3 separate regions of the Mus musculus genome follow, and regions 1 and 3 are each linked to region 2. A link is a loop called in an ENCODE intact Hi-C map of the cell type or tissue named here. Cell type or tissue: heart. All regions are shown on one strand.

Region 1 (5,000 bases), 170 kb before region 2:
GTCCCTCAACAGAAGAATGGATACAGAAAATGTGGTACATTTTCAAAATGGTCTACTACTCAGCTATTAAAAACAATGATTTTATGAAATTCTTGGATAAATGGATGTATCTGGAGGATATCATCCTTAGTGAGGTAACCCAATCACAAAAAAGTCATTAGATATGCACTCAATGATAAGTGGATAGTAGTCCAAAAACTTAGAATACCCATGATACAATTTGCAAAACACAAGGAAATCAAGAAGAGGGAAGACCGATGGGTGGATACTTCATTCCTCCTTAGAATAGGGAACAAAATACCCATGAAAGGAGTTACAGATACAAAATTTGTAGCTGGGACGAAAGGATGGACTATCCAGAGACTACCCCACCTAGGGCTACATCCCATTATCAGCCACCAACCCCAGACACTATTTTGTATGCCAGAAAGATTTTGCTAAAGGGACCATGTTATAGCTGTCTCGTATGAGGCTATGCCAGTGCCTGGCAAATACAGAAGTGGATGCTCACAGTCATCTATAAGATGGAACACAGGGCCCCCAATGGAGAAGCTAGAGAAAGCACCCAAGGAGCTGAAGGGGTCTGCAACCCTATAGGTGGAACAACGATATGAACTAACCAGTACCCCCAGAGCTCATGTCTCTAGTTGCATATGTAGCAGAAATGGCCTAGTTGGCCATCACTGGGAAGAGAGGCCCTTTGTTATTGCAAACTTTATATGCTTCAGTACAGGGGAATGCCAGGGCCAAGAAGTAGGAGTGGGTGTGTAGGGGAGCAAGGCGGGGGGAGGGTATAGGGAACTTTCCAGATAGCATTTGAAATTTGAAATGTATATAAAGAAAATATCTAATAAAAATACTTAAAATAAAAAAAGAGTGACCTTGAATTTCCTTCAACTGATAGGCACCTTCACCATCTATATACACCCAAGATCTGAGTTTGCTGAATCTGCATTGCATTTGATAAAACTAATCTTGTAGGAAAGCTATACCAAAAGGCACCTGAAGGACAGGGCTCAGGTCTGTAACACACCCTCTAAGATGGTAAGAGAGGTCAGCATAGTCAGGGAAGGCATGGGAAGACGAAGGCTTCCTAGCGTCCCTCACTAGTCTGCCATCTCTAAGCTGATAGTTTATCACACAGTGATTCCAGAAACAGCATGATGTAGGACAGCGTCCATTATGCTGAGAGCAAAAACATCTGTAGTTTGGCCTATTCTCAGCATACACCTGTGCCCGTGAGCCTCTTAACTACTTCTATAATTTTCCCTGTATCATTGGCAGGAGGAGATGGGTGGTACCATACTTCCTGACTTTTTCCTGTGTGATCTCTCCTGTTTCTCGAGGAATCAGTATGCAGGTAGGAACCACTATCTATTTTGAATCTCTCTGACTGATAATTGTTTTGTTTTGTTGTTTGTTTTCTCAACAGTCTGTATTCTCAAAGGCAAATGCAACTGAACTCTGAGGGTTGTGGTAGGGGGCTGCCCCTGATCAGCAGAGTTACCCACGTCATCCTAAGTAGGGCCACGTGTTTCAGATCCATCTCTGGGAAATGCTAGGAGTCACCTCTGTGCCTTTATTTAGTTGCCAGTGATCTCACAGGCGAAGTGTCAGTTAGGGAGAATGCCTGAATCATATTTTCCAAGTAAGAAAGTGCAGGTTAAGGAAAGAATACTGTGTAGTTCATGCTAGGAAAATGATGTCATTCTACCTTAATTAAAAAATGTATTTTTTTTAAAAAGAGAAGAATATCACACACAGAATGAAGCAGAGTCCTTGAGTTCTAACACCAGACTCAATCTTCAGTTCTGGCCTACTCCAACCAGACTGCCAGAGCTCCAAGAGACCTTTTAGTTCCAAACTACCCCAGGTTCAGGAAGGGATGTCACCAGTTCACCCCTGGATACACTTGGTTCCTAACACTCCTGCTGGACTCAAAGGGTGGAGTGGGATCGACTCAGGGAAAGAGCCCGTGACAGCCTGAGCCCAGTGTCCTGCAGTGGGTGGTTCCAGGAAATTCCAGGCCAGAGGGCCTAACTGGCTGCTATTTTTAATGTCTATGAAACAAACCCAGGGAGAAACTCAGTTCAGTCAAAGCAAAGCAATCGTCTCAGAGAAGGAAGGGATGGATAATGTGCACCAGTCTCTGTGCCTCTGGGTGAAGCCATGCGTGTGGGCAGCTTATAGCTACAGCATCCCCTAGACAACCACACAACAGTTTATGGCCATACAAGTCTGGGCTGACCCTTAAAACAGCATCTTAACAGAGGAGTGCTATGTTTCCTGGGATTGTATGAGAATAATGGTTTCCTTTGACTGGTCATGCTCCAAAATCTACATTCCAATATGTTGTACCAAACTCTGCAAGTCAGAGTTCTAAAATGAGGCAGCCCTTAAGGGCTCAATTGCTTGATAAATCCAGCAGGATTACTCCAATATCAAAGTTAGGGTTCTCTGAACCAGCCCACATACCATCTGGCATCTCTACATGTCACCCCTGCTTCCTGCTGGCTCCTCCCTCAAAGGACACAGGAAGGTCAAGGGAAAAACAATATCCACATCCCCTCTAATCCTAACATTGCTTCAGAGTCCAGTGCATAGTCTCTGGTCACGTGGATGCCAGTCTAAGGGACAATGTTGTTCCTATAAGACTCACACTCTAGTAGTGTTGTTTATCCAGGTTCCTTCAGGACATCAGAGCCCAGGCTGTGGATGTAGCTGTTAGTAGAGTACTTGCCTAGCATTCAGGAAACACTGGCTTGGTCAGAACATGTCATGAACTGGATATATTGGTGTAGGTCAATTCTAATTCCAGCATTTGGGACATAAAGGCAGGAGGGTCAGTAGTTCAAAGTCATCTTTAGCCACGTAGTGAGTTCCTGGCTATCCCAAGCCACATGAGAGTCTGCCTTAAATCAGTGGATTAATTTGTTTTTTTTTGTTTTGTTTTGTTTTGTTTTGTTTTTAAAGAAAGAAAAGAACATTAAAACATTTCACAGTGTAGAAACTGAACAGAGATGCTCAGGGCTCCTCTATTGGATTATACCTCTATGAAACTTTGTCACAACACTGTGACAAACCCTGTGCCTGTCTGTCTGTCCTACTGTGTCTAAGTCTGGCTCTTGGAATTTATGTGGGCTATAAATGCAGATTGGACTGCAGGTTCTGGGCTGCTGGAGGTTTAGTGTTCCTCTTTTGAAACACTATGGTGTACACACAGACCTGGTAACTGGAGAACTTGGAGGTTTCTCACATTCATTCTCTCTCTCTCTCTCTCTCTCTCTCTCTCTCTCTCTCTCTCTCTCTCTCTCTCTGTGTGTGTGTGTGTGTATGTGTGTGTGTGAGTGTAGCTACATATGGTCAGGAGTCCTTGGACATCAGAAACAAGTGTCAGACCCCCCCCCTGGAAATTACAGACAACTATATGCTGACATAGAGGCTAGAAATCAAACTCTGCTCCTCTGGTGTTTTTAACAGCTGAATCATTTTACCAGCCCCAAGTAAGAGCTCTCTTTGTACCAAAGAGGGAGTATCTCAATGGGTCACCACATGCATTTTTACTGCCTGCTTGGCCATGGTGTGGGAAAGAGGGAACTCCGTTCAAGCTAACTCTTGCCCTGAGTTCCTGCTAAGTGTCAGAGATGAGGATTGTGCCAGAAAAAAAGTTAGTGATGTGGGGAATACTGAGGTGGCCAGTGCAAGATAAAGGGTAGTGATGGACTAAGAAGCTTGTTTATAAAGCAAGGAAGAAGGCTAATATCCTGAGGATTTAACATGGTTGAGTAAAGGATTTAGTCTGTATAACACTTGTTGACAGATGTTCTGCCCTCAAGGCAGTACAAAGCAAAGTAACCACAGCTGAGGCGCCTTTGTAATATAAGTTTCAGGTCATTTTTAAAAGGTAAAATGCACCTTGCATGCCTGAGGGAGACAAACACAAGCAAGTATTACGTACTGGCAGATGACAGGGTCTTTTTTTCTAACTGTCATGGGGTTCTGGCTCTGCTAAGCCACCAGCCCTGAGGGTGGACTTAATAGAGTCTGGAAAGAAGGCCGGATGACAGGCCACCTGCACATCATGTGTTTGCTTGGGTGCTGGGCCACTTGACTCTTCTTAAACAGGGGTTGGAGATAGTAGCTCTTTGTAGGGCATGGTAGATGCAGCTGTGGAGTGCTGTGGTGAGAATTAGGTGTGTAGGGAGAGCTAGCTTCAAACGCTGGTGAAGTAGAGTAACAGAAGTCCTATATCTTCAACTACAGAGACTGTGAAATAATGAAATATGTCAAAGGTACTGGGCCACACCTGTGATGCATGTTAAGATACAGATACAGGGAACCCAGTGCCTAAAAATCTTAGCACAATAATGTCACAGTACTTTTCCAAAGAAGCAGGGGGAATGGAGGTGCCAGAAATATTCGTATGTCCTTAGGGTGAAAGTTGAAAGCCATCACTATCTTGAGGGAACCCACACTGAGATGAAAGTGCTCACTTTCAACCTCAGTTGGACCATAGCCTACCAGAATACTCAGAATACCCTCTTAGCACTGAGAGAAGCTTGGCGCTTGGTATGGCTAGCACAGGGAGATATAGCAGCAGACATGACCTATGGCTTCCCAAAGGAGTCCCCAAATTAGAGTTGCCATGGGCACAATCAAGAGAGTGGGAGAGAAGAGAAAGGGGAAGATAGAAATGGAGACACAGAGAAGAAGAATGGAGCAGGAGGGCCATCTTGCCCCTAGCAAGGCTAAGGTGATAGTAAGATAGTTGGGTCAGGCAGAGATCTTATTAATCTTCTTAGCAGACTTAATAGACTCCATTTGAGATATCGTCTGTTTAGTCAGTGTAATATCTATTGATTTAGAATATATTGTAGGAATTGTTCTGTAGTATTATTCTATAAATTTCTTATTTTGTCCCATTTCATCTTCACAATTCACTGGTATATGGCATCACTCCAAGTTTTTTTGGATAAAGAAGCTAAACTAGGGATTAAAGT
Region 2 (5,000 bases):
ATACAATGAAGGAACTGAGATCTGATTCATACTGGGAAGGGCCTCTCACTGCCTCACCACCTGTCAATAGGATGCAAGCAACCACCACAGTTCTCCTTTTCTTTCATTTTGGTTGTTATCTATCATGTTGATTTTATTTATTTTATGTTACTCATTTGAAACAGATTCATGCTATAGCCTAGTCTTTACCCAAAATGCTACCCCTTGCCTCTACCTTCCAAGTTAGGATTATAGGAGTGTATCACTAGGTCCTTATAAAGTCATCAATGCCATCCTAATACTATATATACCCTCATGCCTTCATGAGAACCTAATCCCTTCATAAAAGCCCTGCCTCTGAAAGCATCAGCATATGAGCTCAGCATTAAAGTTGCAACACATGACCTGGTGGGGGCCTGCTCAAACTACTGCATGATCTTTTCTTCACCCCTAAAGCTACTCTCTTTCCATGTTGTACTACTTGGAAACAAGTCACTTGGTACATCCACACTCAGGGGTAAGAGCCAGTTCCTCTCTGTGATAATCCAGCTCCTCTTTTATCTTTATAGCATTAAGATACTGAGATGGCTCCAGTTTACTGAAGTCTGCACTGAGGTGACTGCGTGTTACTCTGTACATATTTGGAAACTTATAAGTAATCAAAGATGAAAGCCAAATGGTCTCCTGTTCCCTGCCAACATCCTTCTTCCTGTGATAAAACAATTGTCTTTTCTCAGAAATGAAGTCTATGATTGCATGACAATAGGTCTTTCTGCAGGAAGACATTGTTAGGAGGTCTCCAGACTGTCAAAAGAATCACATTTATACTTAGATATGGGTTTCAGGAAGTTATTACGTATTGACATGCATTGCTTTGAACTAAGCCCACAAGTCTGTCATTACAAACCCCCAAAGCACACTGGCAAACTGAGGCAGTGGGTGGGGACCAAGGTGCTGGCTCCTGTTCTTACTGCATTGTCCCCTTGTTTCCTGGATGGTCTCTGTTTTCAGTGTCATGTATGATACAGATAGCATTTCTGCATACATCCCTATATCACCAGGCTTTTCAGGAAATCAGTGAAGAGTTCTTCATATTCCTTAGAACAAGGAAAAATGTCCCTGCTGAATGGCCACTAGCTATCAGACATCAAATCTGTGTCTGTCTCACCCCTCTGACTTGATGGAAGGACAGTGGTATGATAAATCTAGCAAAAGGATCAGTTTCCTCTAATCCTACTCAGCATGGGTTCAAGTCCTAACTAAAATAGGAACATGGCCTTAAGTACTCAACAGCTTCAAAGAGCACACCGACCCTTTACTGCTTCCCACAGTCCCTCTTTCCTGTCTCTGTTCTTATCAAGCTCTGGTCCTTTTCTTTCCATTTCCTTCCTTTGGTCTAAGTGAGCCCTTGGATGCCAGTCTTTGAGGGTTGTGTCCTTTTGCTTATTGGTCTGGTTCATGCAACACTGCTACTTCACTTCCATACAACTCCAGCTTCTATGCAGGAAGAACAAGTGGAAACTTCCTAAACCATTCTTGCAATTATTTATAAGACCAAGTGTTTTTTTTTTCAGTGCCCTGGTCAGGGTGGACCCATGAGTTTGACTGCTAATAGCATTGCTTCTCTGTATAGAGTTAGAAGTAACAAATACATTGAACAAGGTGGTAACCCATTTGGTTTCTCCATTTCCTTCCTCTCTCATTCATTAAAGACAAGACAACCATGCACATTTACTCCAGATACCAGGGAATGCTGGAGAAAAAGATGGAACAGACAGCCCAGAACTGTGACTCTGTATGCTACAGGAGACCAACCTAGAGCTAGAGCATGTGAAGGGTTAAGCCACAGGCACCAAGGCTTCCAAGGACACTCCCAGGAAAAGGTGAGGCCTGCCTGACAAACTGATGGTCAGCCCAGTTACATAAAGGCAAGGGTTATTTTTATAAAGAAAGTAAAGAGGCAATCTCTTCCAAACAAATCCCAGATGGGCTGAGAATCCTTTCTGTAAAATAAATACACCCAGATCATAGGAAGTACAAAGGGACATGTTTACAAGGAGCTGAGGAGCTGCCTGGCAGTGACTGGGATCTCTGTAGTCTACCTGTAGATGGTGTCCTTTGTGAAAGCCACCGTTTTCTAGCAATTGGAGCTCAACTAGTATATCAGTAGAACCACAAAGGTTACTGGCGAGGCAGACTGATCTTATTGGGAAAGAGAAATAGAATAGGTAGTTATGGATGAACGGGGTGTGTAGGACAGGAGATCTTGTGAGGAGAGAGGAAAAATAAGGAATAGGGGGAAAGACAGCCAAAATTAAGGACCGTTTCAAGAATAGTATGGAAACCTAATATAGAAGAAGCTTCCTTAAAAATATACATACTTAAAGTTGATCAAACTGAAATTGCCAAGTAATGGTGGAGACAGAGACTTAACTGACCATCTGTAGTCACTAAATGAAGCTTCCAGTCCCAGGATTAGGTTACATCTAATTGAGTTTATGGCCAAAGAGATCCCATGGGAATCCTCAAATAACTCTAATTGTTGCCAAGACAATTATAATTGCTCTCCACAAAACAATAGCAAGGCCACAATGCTGAAGACAACACCTACACAATTCACATAATATGAAGAGGTCAAACTGGTAGTTACATAGAGCCTTTACTCCAATGTGCTAGCTTCTTAGATACAGGAAGGTACTCTGCAAATACCAACCAAGCCATGTGCTGGGTTAATGAAGATGAAGAACTTGTGGGAGTAGCTAACCTCTACCAGGAGAGGGAATCCATACCTAATACTGTCTGGATGACCAGAAACTGGAGGCTGGATAACCCCTAGACCTAGGATATTGGGAGAAATCAATAAAATGATTCATAATAATATTCTGCTATATTCATAGATCAGTGTTGCCTAGCCCATTGTCATCAGAGATACTTCCTCTGGCTCCTGATGAAAACAGTTGCACAGACCCACATTCAAAAACTTGACACAGAGAGAGCCCAAACTAGAGACCTCAATAGGGTCCCTTCTCTTGGAATTTGGGGAAAAGGGGAGGAAGAATTTTAGGAGCCAGGGGGTTGAGGACACCACAAGAACATGGCCCACAGTATCAAGTAAGCAGGGCTCATAGGGGCTCACAGAAACTGAAAAGCTCCTTGGTTGTGAGTCTGCAGTTGGTCCTCTGTGTATACATTAGGGGTGTCAGCTTGTTTTTGTGGGATTCCTAACAGTGGGACTGGGGATGCCTCTTGGTATTTTTCTGGTTTTTGGAACTCTCCCTCCTGCTGGGCTGCCTCACCCAGCCCTGATATGAGAGTTTGTGCCCAGTCTTTTGTTTTTTTTTTTTTTTAAATAATTTATTTTTTTGTTCACTTTACATCCTGATTGTAGCCTCTTCCCTCCTCTCCTACCTGTCCCACCCTTACAACTCCCTCCCCTCCCCATTACTCCCTCCTCTTCTCCTCAGAGAAGAGGAAGCCCCACCTTGTGCACCACACTACCCTGGGACATCTACTCCCAGCAGGATTGTGTAGTCTTATTGTATCTTGTTATGCCATATTTGGTTGATATCCTTGAGAGACCTTCTCTTCTGAAGGGACAGAGAGGAAGAGTGGATCTGGGAGACAGGGGAGGTTGAGCAGAGGACTTGGAGGAGTAGAGTATGAGACATTTTTTTAAGGATAGGATAAAATGACTCTTATCGACATTCTGCTATATTCTTAATATCAGTGCCTTGCTCAGCCATCATCAGAAAAGCTTTCTCCTGCAGCAGATGATAACAAATACAGAGACCCACAGCCAGACATGCAGAGACTGGAGAGACCTTAGAACACTCAGCCCTAAATGGAATGTCTCTTTCAAATCCCTTCCCTCGGGGCTTAAGAAACCCTGTAGAAGTGGAGACTGCAAGAGTGTAAGAGCCAGAAAGGAGAGTACCAAGAAAACAAGGCCCTCTAAATCAAGATGATCAAAGCACATATTGATTCGGAGACTGGGCCCGCATACCCAGGGTCTGCACAAGTCAGCACCAGGTCCTCTGTGTATGTCTTGTAGCTTCCAGTTTAGCATTTTTATGGGATTCCTGGGTGTGAGAATGGGTGGGTATCTGGTTTCCATGTTTTCTTTTAGGCTTTTTTTTCCCTTTTGGTTGTTTGCTTAGCCCAATTCCATGGTGGTAGTTTTTGTTTTATCTTCTTATATAGCATTTTATTTTATTATTAGCCCTTAGAAGCTGGTTTGTTTTATAATAAGAAACAAAAGTGAGTGGATCCGGATGGGAGGGGAGGTGGGGAGGAACTGGGAGGAGTAGAGGGAGGGGAAACTGTAATCAGGACGTGTTTTGCAAGGGGGGAACTATTTTCAATAAAAGGGGAAAATAACAGGCACAGTGACACTGACCTCTAAAAGCAAAAACACACGCACGTACACACGCACATTTTGTATCTTAAAATACCATCCCAAGATGCCTGCAGAGGCCTATATCCCACTGACTGATCTGAACCATTGAGCTTGAAAGTGTTCTCTTAAAACTCCAAGGAAGAACAGTGAATTATATCAGTGGCCACCTGCAGGATATGGGATCCACTGTCCTTTAAAGAATATGCTTTAAAAAGTACTTCCCAGTGATTTGTTTTTTACTTAAATGTTTCTAGCATTCACTTATATTATGATAATAAGTCATGTAGAATACAGTGAGGAAGTATATATGTATGTAAGCACGCATGTAAATGTGCATGTATGGGAGTCCACGTGAGTATGTGTATGCAAGCATATGCTTGACATGTGAATGTTTGATTCACCACAAGTAGGTTATAAAAGGCTGGGACATCCAGTTAAATTTAAATTCACATTATAGGATGCATAATATTTTACTATAATTATGCTCACAAGCGGTACACATAAACATTATAAATGTGCACTACAGTATCATTCATTGCATATCCAAAGTCCAAGGCAAATGGCTATTCTGGATCTCTATTTTTTTCTGGCAATCCTAGGAAACATTAGAGTGAGGAGCTGTGTC
Region 3 (5,000 bases), 200 kb before region 2:
CTCTAGATGGTCCATCCTTTCATCTCATCTCCAAACTTTGTCTCTGTAACTCCTTCCATGGGTGTTTTGATCCCAGTTCTAAGAAGGGGCAAAGTGTCCACACTTTTGTCTTCCTTCTTCTTGAGTTTCATGTGTTTTGCACATAGTATCTTGTATCTTGAGTATTCTAAGTTTCTGGGCTAATATCCACTTATCAGTGAGTACATATCATGTGAGTTCTTTTGTGATTGGGTTACCTCACTCAGGATGATGCCCTCCAGGGTATTTGCCAGGCACTGGCAAAGCCTCACAAGATATAGCTATATCAGGGTCCTGCCAGCAAAATCTTGCTGACATATGCAATAGTGTCTGAGTTTGGTGGCTGTTTATGAGATGCATCCCCAGGTGGGGCAGTCTCTGGATGGTTCTTCCTTCTGTCTCATCTCCAAACTTTGTCTCTGTAACTCCTTCCATGGATATTTTGTTCCCCATTCTAAGGAGGAACAAAGTATCCACACTTTTGTCTTCCTTCTTCTTGAGTTTCATGTGCTTTGCAAATTGTATCTTGGGTATTCTAAGTTTCTGGGCTAATATCCACTTATCAGTCAGTGCATATCATGTGAGTTCTTTTGTGATTGGGTTACCTCACTCAGGATGATTGCCTCCAGATCCATCTATTCACCTAAGAATTTCATAAATTCATTGTTTTTAATAGCTGAGTAGTACTCCATTGTGAGAATGTACCACATTTTCTGTATCTATTCCTCTGTTGAGGGACATTTGGGTTCTTTCCAGCTTCTGGCTATTATAAATAAGGCTGCTATGAACATAGTAGAGCATGCGTCCTTATTACAAGTTGGAACATCTTCTGGGTATATGCCCAGGAGAGGTATCCTTTGTACTCTTGACTGCTGAGCCATCTCACCAGAAATGGTTGGTTTTATATGGTGACAGATTATTTCTTTGCCCAAGCCCTTACTAGGCCTCTACTGTGACCTGTAAGGACTTGAACAAACACTATTTCTAACAGCTTAGCCATGTTTCCCAATTCCACCCTCTCTAGAGCACATGGACTGCCAAGATGGTGTCCTGCTTGAGCCAGCCTTCCCTGAGTGTAGAGCTCCATCTGCAGTCCCAGTAACCAGGGAAGCCAGAATCTTAGCCCTGGTGACAGGCTGCTGGTAGATACTGCAGGCTTAGTCACAGCTGCTGACTCTTAGCTACATCTCACTTATCTGAGTCCCCTGCAGCCTGTTCTCCATTCTCCTCCTTCCTCTCTCCTTATTTTCTCTATTGCAAGCAGATTTCTCCTTTGCACAAATTGAATATGAGCTCATTTACACTGACTCCTTCTGGTTGCAGTAGACCTGACTGACCTCACTCTGCCATCTAGTGATGGGGGATGTGTTTTTTTTTTTTTTTTATGTGCTCACTGGCCACACTTCTTTTCTGTTTATTTTACTTTGCATATTTATTTTTTGTTTATTAGGTTGGGCTATCTTCCTGAGTGTTCTTGTGTGTATAAATGTTTTTCCCTGTATTGAGAACATATCATTCTCAGAGAACCAGATGCATTAGTTAGGACCACACAGTTGAAAAATTAAAGAACATAAATTAAACATAAGGCAGTTGCAAGATAATGAATGTCCTTGGAGAATTTAGAAAGGGTGGGATCATGCATGGGGCCTCTTCAGAGGAGGCCTAATCCCTGGGAAGAACAAGAATAGGGAAAATGTAATAAAAACAGAAATTCCATAGAGGGAATGTGTATGGTAAGGAATAGATCATTTGCCTATATGTGCTAGGCTATGGGTTCTGTGCCCAGCACTACCAAGGGGAAAAAAGACATAGCAATGTAGAAGAAAGGATGGAATCTTTAAGATAATTGGAAGGTTTCTGTGAAGTCGTGCATCTGTGGATGCCAAGAAAAAGAGTGCAAACCAGAGTATGTGAAATTGTGGATAGAGTAGCTATTGTGAAGAACATTGGAAGGCAGAATGCAAAACAACCCTAGTTTATTTGGTGTGTTTTACATGATTAGGGAACTCTCTATGTGTCTCTAAAATAGCTTTTGCTGTACAAATTGAGAATGGTTGCTTCTGTGACTTTATTATATTATCACTCTGATGAGGCCCATTCTTATGCACCCACTGTAATAGTCCTGTGAGTCTGAAGCTGCCATCAGTGTTGAGGCTTCTCAAGGACTTGCTTTGCTGGGTGGGGAACATCCTGCCTGGGGGAACTTGCCTTTCCTGAAGGAAAAGTGAGGTGTCCCAAGCGGAAGGAAAAGACATTCAGAACTAGGGAAGTTGTCCACTCCCAGGAATGATGGGGGAGGGATGGCTAGGGAGTAGCCTGGAAAGGTTCAGAAGGGGACAGTCCCAAGCTACCAGGTCATTGTGGCCACTGTTATTCAGGACAATGCAAGCTTCAACTTGGCCTACCCTCATTCTCATGCAGATCTGTAGTCATATCCATGAGCCATCATGGAATAGTCCATCTTGGGAGGAGATGAGAGTTGGTGTGCTGGAACCCAGACCAGAGTGCTGCAGAATGAGTCTCAGCCATATACGTTCATGCTTGGCTTAGGGAAGGAGCTCTGTAAACATGTGATGCTGTTCATCTTTCCAGGTTGTGTAACAGGTGGACATGAGCCAGGTCCTTCTGCATGCAGGATTTTCTTTGCCAGGGATGCTTCACTCCTGGAATATACAGCACTCAGTTCCAAGAGCTCATTGCGGCCATATTTTCTGCTTCCTTAGACCAGTGATCATCTCTCAAGTGAAGAGGCAAGGTTTGTCTAGGGATGCCTAGAGTGAGTTGCTGGCCTGTTGAAAGCACTGAATGTTGTGAGCTTCATGTTGACAGAGGATAAGCAATTATGCCTAAAGACCACAAGACACTTGAACTTTCATGAAGTAGATTTTAGAAATATCCATTCACATAATTCACTAAAGCATCTTATGGCCTACTGGGCCAGATAAATTTTACTTTATGCTGTTTGGGGTGTATTTACAGACTTTATTCTACCTTATATTTTTCTAGTCAAAGAAGTATGTAGGGAAACTATGTTAAAGTTTTTCCTTTGCCTAGATTAGTCTAATCATTGCTTACTTAGCTTTTCCTTATTTTTCTACAAACCCTTACAAGACACTCCCATGGGCCAGAAGCAGCGCTCCTCTCTGGAGGCTCAAGACAGAGGTCTCTGAAGGCAGGACCATCTTGTGAGAGGGATGATACCCAATAGGGCATCACATTAGGCGCTAGCTGATTTATTAATTCCACTTCTGTCTGGAATGTTGAATGCCTCGCCCCCACCCCCCAAGTGACAGATCTTTCATCTTCACATGGTAGAGGGCAAAGGACAAAGAGGCAAAGATGGTACCAATTTCATTCACGGGAGCACAGATTTGATGTCTGAGTCACCTCTTAAGGTCTCATTTCTTAGTACTCAGACAAAGAAACTAAAGTTCAACATGGGTTTGGGATGCAATAAGCACTAAAACCATAGCAGACACCTCAGCTCTTTGTAAAGACCTTTAATTTGATGCTGCAAACGTTAGGTGGAAACTCAATTTTCACATATAGACAAAAGCAAAGGAACGGGTCCAGGTGAGTTTGTGGGTTTAGCATGTATCAAGTGTTTGGAATGAGAATGTAGCAAAAGTTTGGAAAGGAATATTTTTCCTGATTGAGGAGACAGCAGGAACTGGGTTTGTTTTCAGTAGAGAATTTAGCTCCATCAAGTGTTCAGACTTTGACAGGAACAATGTATGCATGTATTAGTTTTATAACCAAAAATAAACTTAGCTTAGACATTTCCATTTTGGGAAAAACTAAAAGCAGAATCAAAATTAGTGTTTTACAAAATTTGTATTACAAGCCAAATAAGAGAATTACCTTACCAGGTCTGTAAATCTTGGTAGGGACAGAGCTATGTGCATCTACTGCAAGTTATGTGCAGACCAGCAAACATTTTCCTACTAGGAACCATCTCACTCAATTGAGGTGATTCCTCAGTTGCCATGGAGAAGTTGTAAATTGGAATGGAAGTCGAAACAGGCCATACTCAAGTTACCAGGGTCACTGGTCTCAAAGGACTTGGCTGTGTCATAGCCACTGACAGATGAAGTGTGCATATTTGGTCTCATGGCTGCAAGAAAAAATAGATTGCACACATTTGGATTAAGTTTTTCAGTTAACATATAAAACAATAGGTCTGGAACTGTTAGACTCAAATCTGCACACAATCAAATTGTAGCCTTTGAGGCAAAGCTTGCCACATCTGGAGGCAAAAGCACTGGTCCATTTAAACAGCTTGCCTCTCTGCTCTCTGTATATGTGGCTGACAGACCTTTGTTTTCTGTGTCCCATCCATCTGCTGTTCTTGAAGAAAAACTCATTCCCCAAATCACCCTCAATGGGAAGCAAGCCATTTTACTCTAAGGCCATTTCTGCCCTATAAGTTCTGTAAGTTTAGCTGGTCTACAGCTGCCTACATCCAGTTGTGAGATCTTTTTCCTTTGAATTGAATGGACTCTGAGAGGCAGAATCTGGGAGATTTGCATTTCTAGTGGGAACAGTTTGTTTAGTTTCATTGTCGCCCTCACAGACTTGGTCATCAGTGAAAGTTCCTGCAGCTCTTGTTTGACGATGCTGACACTTAGCAGGGAGGATGATGATTGTATCTTCCGGAGTGTCATGAGATGAGGTCCCAGAGGGACTCACTCCCTGCAGAATGCTCTGAGAAAACGAGGAAGACCTGGCTGCACTGAGGCCACCAGGCTTTGTGGGTGTCAACTTCCAGCTTGTTCTGGGATTCTGCTCAGCAGATAACATGTGTGCACCTCCCACATTTACATAAATACACACATATTTAAACGCAGAAACACACTTTCTGCTCTATTGTTGGCCTTTTTCATTATTTTTATTGATAGTGCTGGACATTCTGTCTAGTATTCCATGAGTGCTCAATAAATATTTCTGAAAGAATAAATAAAGACACAACGGAATGGCTTTCC

What was found. Hi-C counts contacts between places; a loop is a spot of excess contacts. Peaks named below come from ENCODE experiments on the same cell type or tissue, not always from the same donor. Only the 100,000 strongest peaks of a DNase experiment are listed, where the experiment ranks them.
Region 1: it touches region 2 in a loop (2.3-fold over the local background); 5 of 42 quality-filtered maps call a loop at or near these places.
Region 3: a loop joins it to region 2, with 1.9 times the contacts of the local background. A loop is called at or near these places in 5 of 42 quality-filtered maps.

The regions. Positions count from the first base shown.
Region 1 is chr2:148,169,319-148,174,318 of GRCm38, forward strand. It overlaps Gm36597 (a long non-coding RNA gene), which reads left to right and starts at 1,289. Exons shown (of 3, transcript XR_375096.1): 1 at 1,289-1,360. In heart, no CTCF peak of the experiment used is centred here; DNase peaks (open chromatin) are centred at 1,983 and 2,543; H3K27ac peaks cover 925 bases.
Region 2 is chr2:148,343,687-148,348,686 of GRCm38, forward strand. No RefSeq gene overlaps it. Among named protein-coding and RNA genes, the nearest start is that of Gm39957, 46 kb to the right of the region's middle. In heart, a CTCF peak has its summit at 2,050; a DNase peak (open chromatin) is centred at 1,875.
Region 3 is chr2:148,147,329-148,152,328 of GRCm38, forward strand. Gm24221 (a small nucleolar RNA gene) reads left to right here and starts at 3,815; the gene lies at 3,815-4,134. In heart, a CTCF peak has its summit at 1,330 (motif pointing left); a DNase peak (open chromatin) is centred at 2,273.